Regions from separate parts of the Mus musculus genome. Here region 2 is linked to region 1. The links are chromatin contacts, found by Hi-C in ENCODE. All regions are on one chromosome and are shown on one strand. Each heading gives the region's core, a stretch centred on a gene start or an enhancer-like site at or near the end of the contact. The rest is flanking DNA. Distances are from core to core; before and after follow the strand shown.

The links. A loop is a pair of places that touch in the nucleus more often than their neighbours do.
Region 2: a loop to region 1 is called in a map of left cerebral cortex, with 4 times the contacts of the local background. The contact joins the promoter of Olfr556 here to the promoter of Olfr571 in region 1. A Hi-C loop is called at or near these places in 20 of 37 maps with a recorded cell type or tissue (CH12.LX, Patski, T-helper 17 cell and 6 more).

Annotation. Positions count from the first base shown.
Region 1 is chr7:102,908,410-102,911,895 of GRCm38, reverse strand. Olfr571 (olfactory receptor 571) reads left to right here and starts at 2,059. Exons shown (of 1, transcript NM_147085.2): 1 at 2,059-3,027. The coding sequence starts at 2,059. The coding sequence ends at 3,027. It also overlaps the pseudogene LOC115486496.
Region 2 is chr7:102,667,532-102,671,150 of GRCm38, reverse strand. It overlaps Olfr556 (olfactory receptor 556), which reads right to left and starts at 1,250. Exons shown (of 1, transcript NM_146754.2): 1 at 228-1,250. The coding sequence starts at 1,229. The coding sequence ends at 255.

The DNA.
Region 1 (3,486 bases), core at 810-3,309:
TAAATTTTAAGGTAGTATCTTACAGATGGCAATAAAAAGATCCGCTGGTCTGTTAGGAATTTTCTGGCCATTTATTTACTGAGTTTTTAATCTACAAATCAGAAATATATCTGTATTCCTTTGGAGCTTTTAACCTCTTAACAAGTTTTTGTAATTTTCAGAATGTAAAGTTGATTTATTTTATGTATTATATGCTTTTAAAATACTGTTATAAGTACAATTACTTTCCTAATTTGATATCCAATTTATTCAGTGCTATCATATGGAAACATGATCAATCAGTGTTTGCTAGTAACCTTCATATTCTGTAGCTTTGTCAAACTCATTATTTTAATCATTACGTTTTAGTCAATGCCTAGAATTTCTACATAGGGGTGCATGGCAGGTATGGATAAAGATTATTGCAATGACTTCTGGCCAAACAAAAACTGAAATGTCTCCCTTTAATGTGTAACTAAGAACCTAGAGCATAATTTTCAATGCAAGAAAGGTGAATGTTTTCTTAAATCTGTCTATTTTTGTTTGTTTGTTTGTTTGTTTATTAACTTTACATCCAGAACCCAGTTTTCCCTCCTCCTCTTCACCCTTTCCCTCCCTCTCATCTCACCTCCCTCTACCCCCTCCTTTCTCCTCAGCGAAGGGGAGGCCTTCCACTGATATCAACTTGCCTTAGCATATCAAGTTGCAGTAGGACCAGGTACATTTTCTCCTATTGACAAGACAGCCCAGTCCTGGGAAAGGGATCCAAAGACAGGCAACAGAGTCAGAGACAGCCCATGTTGCAGTTGTTAGAGGTCCCACATGAAGAACAAGGTGCACATCTGTTTCATATGTGTAGGGAATCTAGTTCCATCCCATGCATGCTCTCTGGTTGGTGGTTCAGTCTCTGTGAGCCTCTATGAGCCCAGGTTAGTTGCTTCTGTGGGTTTTCTTATAGTGTGCTTGACCCCTCTGGCTTCTTACATCCTATTTCTCCCTCTTTCACAAGATTCCAAGCTCTGCCTGTTTTGGTGTGGGTCTCTACATCTGTTTCCATAAGCAGCTAGGTGAAGCCTCTCAGAGGACAGCTATGCTCCTTTCTGCAAGCATATTTCCCTGTGGTTTCTTCTTCCTAGTGTTTTGCCTTGGTTTAAAATCAAGATCACCCTACATAGCCTAAGTATACTGTGAAGTTAAATCTAAGACATATACTTAAGGAAAAGAAGGGATCATGAACCCAAGGGCTCACTGAGAAATAAATGATTTAAGAAAATATCTAATGTATCGATATGTCGTTAAAAGTCATTTTTATCAGTTTTCTCCAATGAAATGTCAATGGGTTTATCAACTATTTTCCAGGTCAGACCCCCATGTACAGGAGTAGTTGGCCAACATAATGAATTCAATAGTATTTTTGTGTCTTTTTGTTTCATTTTAGTTTATTATTATTATTTGCATCATCATCATTATTGGTCTTTGTTTGTTCTAATTTTCATATATTGTCTGTTTTGTTATTTGTTTTATTTTTAAGAGACAGAAATGAATTTGAGTGGGTAAGGAGGTAGGAGAATCTGGAAGGAGTTGGGAGAGGGGAAAGAGTAACATCAAAATATATTATATGAAAAAATTCAACATAGAACATGAACAATAACAACAAAACCATCTAGCTTATAAAAATAGTAATTGGCGACTTTACTGAGAATTGGTAATGGAGACCAAATGTGATTGTTAAGGAGCACAGAAGACAGGCAGCCTAGAGTTAAGAAGAGAAGCTAATCATGTTAGCATAGATCTTCTCCTGGATGTGTATCAAATAAAGAAGAACATTAAATTAGAAGAAAGTAGAGACCAAAACAGGGCTAAAGGAATACACATAAGCACAAAGAATAGCTATACAAAGCAAGCTACAGACAGGAGGGGTGTGAAGGGGTGGGGGTGGGCATGTATGCACTGTGTGAATGAGTCTGTGCCTAAAGGGGAGAGGCAGGTTGTGGTAAAATATATCTTCCAAAAACAAACAAATATATTCATGATCAAATAAACAAAATTACTTTTCAGGTTTCAGAGTGATCTTGAACTATGTCACCATTGTCCGCCCAAGATACCTCAAACATCAGCTCATTAATGGCCCCCACTTTTCTATTAGTGGGCCTGCCTGGCCTGGAAGCTGCACCATCCTGGTGGTCAGTGCCTCTCATCACTATCTACCTTCTCTCTGCCTTTGGCAATGGTACAATCCTCTGGATCATTGCCCTGGAGCCCACATTGCATCGACCAATGTACTTCTTCCTCTTCTTGCTTAGTGTGTCTGATGTTGGCTTGGCCACCGTGTTAATGCCCACCCTGCTAGGCCTGGCCTTTGCTGATGCTCACACTGTCCCTGCCTCAGCCTGCCTTCTACAGATGTTCTTTATCCATGTCTTTTCTGTCATGGAGTCCTCTGTCTTGCTCGCCATGGCCTTCGATCGGGCAGTAGCCATCTGCCGCCCTCTCCACTACCCAGTGATCCTCACCAATGGTGTCATTAGCAAGATTGCCGTAGCCATTGCTTTCCGATGCTTGAGTCTCCATCTGCCCCTGCCAATCCTGTTGGCTCGCATGCCATATTGCCGTCCACAGGTCCTGACACATTCTTACTGCCTGCACCCAGATATGGCTCGCCTAGCTTGCCCAGAAGCATGGGGTGCGGTCTACAGCCTGGTTGTGGTACTGTCAGCAATGGTACTAGACCCTCTGCTGATTTTCTTCTCCTATGGGCTGATTGGGAGAGCACTGCAAGGTGTGGGATCTGCTGAGGACCGCTGGAAGGCTGGGCAAACGTGTGCTGCTCACCTCTCTGCTGTGCTTCTCTTCTACATACCCATGATTCTCTTGGCACTCATTGACAGATTCAAGCTGCCACTCCCTCCGCCTGCTCACACGCTCCTCTCCTATGTCCACTTCCTGCTCCCTCCACTGATGAACCCAGTTCTCTACAGTGTCAAGATGAAGGAGATTAGAGAAAAAATTCTCAAGAGGTTACTACCCACAAAGGTGGGCTGTGCTTAGTGAAGAAAGATTCTCCTATATGGTTGTGGTAAAGAACTCCCAACACAAAGGCTTCCATGACTGAAAACTCGCTTCACTGCAGCTGACAGGTCACTTTGGTCCATACATGTCTATACACAACTTAGTTACTTTTTTCTACAACTGTATATGAACATGTTGAAGAAAAAAAAAAAGTCCCAGAGAATTAAAGTGAGCCATCTACTGTGGTACTATCTATAAGTGACATTAGGCAAAGCTGGATTCTGTACCATACCACAGTCATCCTAGTGAGGCCATGTTTGTTAATTCTATAACTGTATACCATGTAACTGAGAAAAGTGGAGGAATTAAACTACATGGAAGAAGAGAGGTAAGATAAGCCTCCTCCCCAGCTGGATGGAGGAGAGTTTTCACCTGAGTTGCTACTCATACGTAGTATTCGTAGTGATAATCAAAGGAACAAGCACTTTTTTTCATTCT
Region 2 (3,619 bases), core at 1-2,500, 240 kb after region 1:
AGAGGGACTGATGTTAGATTGAAATAAAGATTTAAAAGAAAAATTACAGAAACAAAACAGCAAATCACATTCTCTGCCAAAACTTCAATCTGATAACATTCTAAATAAATACAGCAGAAAATACAGTCACTTCAGTCCAAGTCTCCTAAGAAGTGGAAGTGTTATGCCAGGACACTCTACGCCTGTCCATGTCCGTAGACCTTAAAGTCATCCTTGCAGTGACTGGAACACTGGAGGTCGGAGAGGCTTTGTGTTCATGAACCTTGAGTGCACTGGGAAAAGAAGCAATGTGTCAGCAGACTCCATATCCGCTCCCGGATTTGTCTGGTCCTAATACCATAAATGATAGGGTTTAAGGTGGGTGGGATGATCAGGTACAAGTCAGCTAATAGCACTTGAGTGTGCAGTGGAACTCGGTCCTGCCCTAGCCAGGCCACATAGATGGATGCCATCCCAGGGAGATAGTACAGAGCCATGACCCCAACATGAGAGCCACATGTACTCAAAGCCTTCCACTGTGCATTCCTTGAGGACAGTCCAAAAACTGCCTTGAGAATCAAAGAATAAGAGGCTGAAATGAAGGCCACATCTGAGCCCACAATGATGGAGGAAAAAATCAAACTGTAGAGACTGCTGGGCATGGGGTCAGCACATGCTAACTTGGCCACAGCCATGTGTTCACAATAGGAATGAGGAACTACATTGGAGGCACAAAATGGCAAATGACTCAACATCCAACTCAAAGGAGTCATAAAAATAACAGCTCTAACGGTGATAGTCACACTAATTCCCAGCATCACATGACGGGTGAGAATTCTCATGTAATGTAAGGGCTTGCAGATGGCCACGTAGCGATCAAAAGCCATGGCCAGTAGCAGACCTGTCTCCACAGCAGTGGCCGCATGGACAAAGTACATCTGAGTGAAACAGGCATTAAAGCTGATGGAGCTGTCTCCTGAACTGAAGATGCTCACCATCTTAGGTACCACAGAAGAAGCCATAACAATATCCACAGCAGCCAGAACACATAGAAAGAAGTACATAGGCTCTTGTAGAGTGGAATCCATGCAGATCACAATGATAATGAGCATATTTCCTAAGACAGCTATGCTATACATGGTACTCAGTGAGATGGCCAGCCAAAGATAAGAAGACTGAAACCCTGGGATGCCCAAGAGGAAGAAAGTGCCAGGGGATTCCATTGTGTGGTTGTAGGATGGCCCCAGCATCACTGGTCAGACTGCTCTGTTAACTTGTAAGATACTATATGAGAGGTAGTATTCCTATAAAATATATTATTCTGTGTATTCACAAATTGTTGAAGTATTTTCATCTTGGTGGTATTTTTCATGACCTAAAAAATTAACATTGAAAAAATAACTTTATGTAAATATTATGTGCTTTACTAATATCTATTCATATCTTAAATATCAATTCTTCATTTTTCTGCCAGTAGTGATCTCTCTGCCCTCCCGCCCATCTCTCAATTCCTCTTTCCACCTCTCCCCATGCAGGTGTTGAGTGTTTATGTTTACTTCAAGCTTTCATGAAATCATGTTGATCCATAATGACTTCAAATTAATGATTCTAATAGTATCCCTATGGCTTATGGTATGCACTTTAAAAATGTGTTTTTAATTTGTAATTTGTGTTTTCCTAGCCTGTGGAACAAAGTTAGAAGATATATTTCATGTATTCCTTATAGTCAGATATTTCTTCATAATGAATAATCAGAAGAATGTACCTTTTATTCTCACGATTGCTGAATTAGACAAACTGATTGAGATCAAATGTCATGCCTCCTAGGACTAGTACATAGACTCATTATGAAAACACATTCCTGTCAGTCAGAAATGCATTATATGGAAAGTATAGGTTCAGGAAATAAGGCCATTAAAAATGACATAATCACTTTCCATATAAGAGAATGTCGTTGAAATATTTGTAATTTTTAAAATGGAGGCTCAATTTCCTTAAAGTAGTTTCAATTGCTAGCCCAAGCAATTACACATTAACCCTTTAGACACATGTAAAGATGATCCTCCCCATAGCTTTTCTGCTTCTTCAATATGGTTTGCCCCTTTTCGTGGTAAACTGCCAAGGAAATAGACCAAGGAAACGTCATCCTTGTGAAAGTGAAGCATGTTTTAGAGAAAATGATATATGATCATACCAAGATGAGAAACAGTATTTATGGGTGAATTTCTATATTTGCAATAGACAACAAATATCTATATAAAACAATTGACTTAAGTACTTAAGTGAGATGATTCTTCATCTATATCATATAACATCATTTAGGCCATTTGAGATTCCCATCTAGGTCTTTCCAGTACTAACTCCTGGCAGTATATTTAACAGCATTAAAGTCAAGAAAAAAACTATGGATACTTCACCCCACAAAAAGTATTATACGTTCACCTGGGCAGTTTTGGTAAAGAAAAGAGATTTACTACTCTATGAGTCTGGGAGCTGAGCTCCAACCTTGGCAGTGTTTGCCTTTGCTCTGCATCTTCCTCATTCAGGTAGTGCCAGGTCACAGGGTATGTAGTGACTTTGCCAGACATCCTAAAACAAAGGAGCAACACTACTGTCAAATTCCCGTGCTGTAATCCTTTACTTCCCTTCCTTTTAAGTTGCTCAGTTTCCGTGATTTTATTCACATATGTAAATAGTATAAAAGACCCACAGTATTCCGAGAACACAGCACACAAGGTCCCCTTTGATTGATTCAGACCTGGGAATGTTGTCAGATCTACTAGAAAGCCTGATTTTCTCCTAAAGCACGGGACAGAATCCCGTCTGTTGTCTCACATAAAATGTGTTATTAAAGTTCTGTGGTTTAGAGACAGAAAAACAAAGTGGCTAATCATAGTAGCATAAAATTTTAATGTGTAGAGTGAAAAACCTCATTAGTCACTTGCTAGCCAAATTGATTGATCAAATCAGGCAACTCTTCCAGCCCTTAACCTGCACGTTGTTAGGATAGAAAGAATCACCCATCCCCATATCAAAGAGGTGTTTTGAACTTAATTGAGAAACTAGGCAAAGGGATCCTTATGCTGGTTTGAGCAATAGATGCTTAATAAAGTGTAGAAAGTAAGAAAAAACATTGCTCATCCTGCTTAACCCAGTATGTCCAGATTACGCTAACATGCATATTTAAATGAGTAGTACTGAAGGTTTCCTTTTGGCTTTCCAGTGAGCTAACACTGCAGGTGCCACTATATTGAATGTTGCTCAGTACACAGATACTCAATAAAGTATAACTAATTTTTAAAAGACTGTTTGCATACACTAAACCTATAAATTGTTCTAAATAACGAATTCAAATGGGTACGTGTGATCAGACTTTTTTAAAAAGCGTGCATTGCCTGAAAGTTTTCTCATATCACCCTTTGATCTGCCTCTGGAAGATCTCCCACTCAGAGATACACGGGGCAAGGCTCAAATCTGTAATTTGCTCTGTTTTGTTTTGTTTGAGGAACTGTTTGGTTGTTTTCATTGTCACTTTAATGGAAAGGGGATTTATCCATCTAAATAACAACTCATTCATTTCTGAGAGCAAAGGCTAAGAATTGTTATTTGGTACTGCTACTGTATAAAAGTTCTTCTAAGA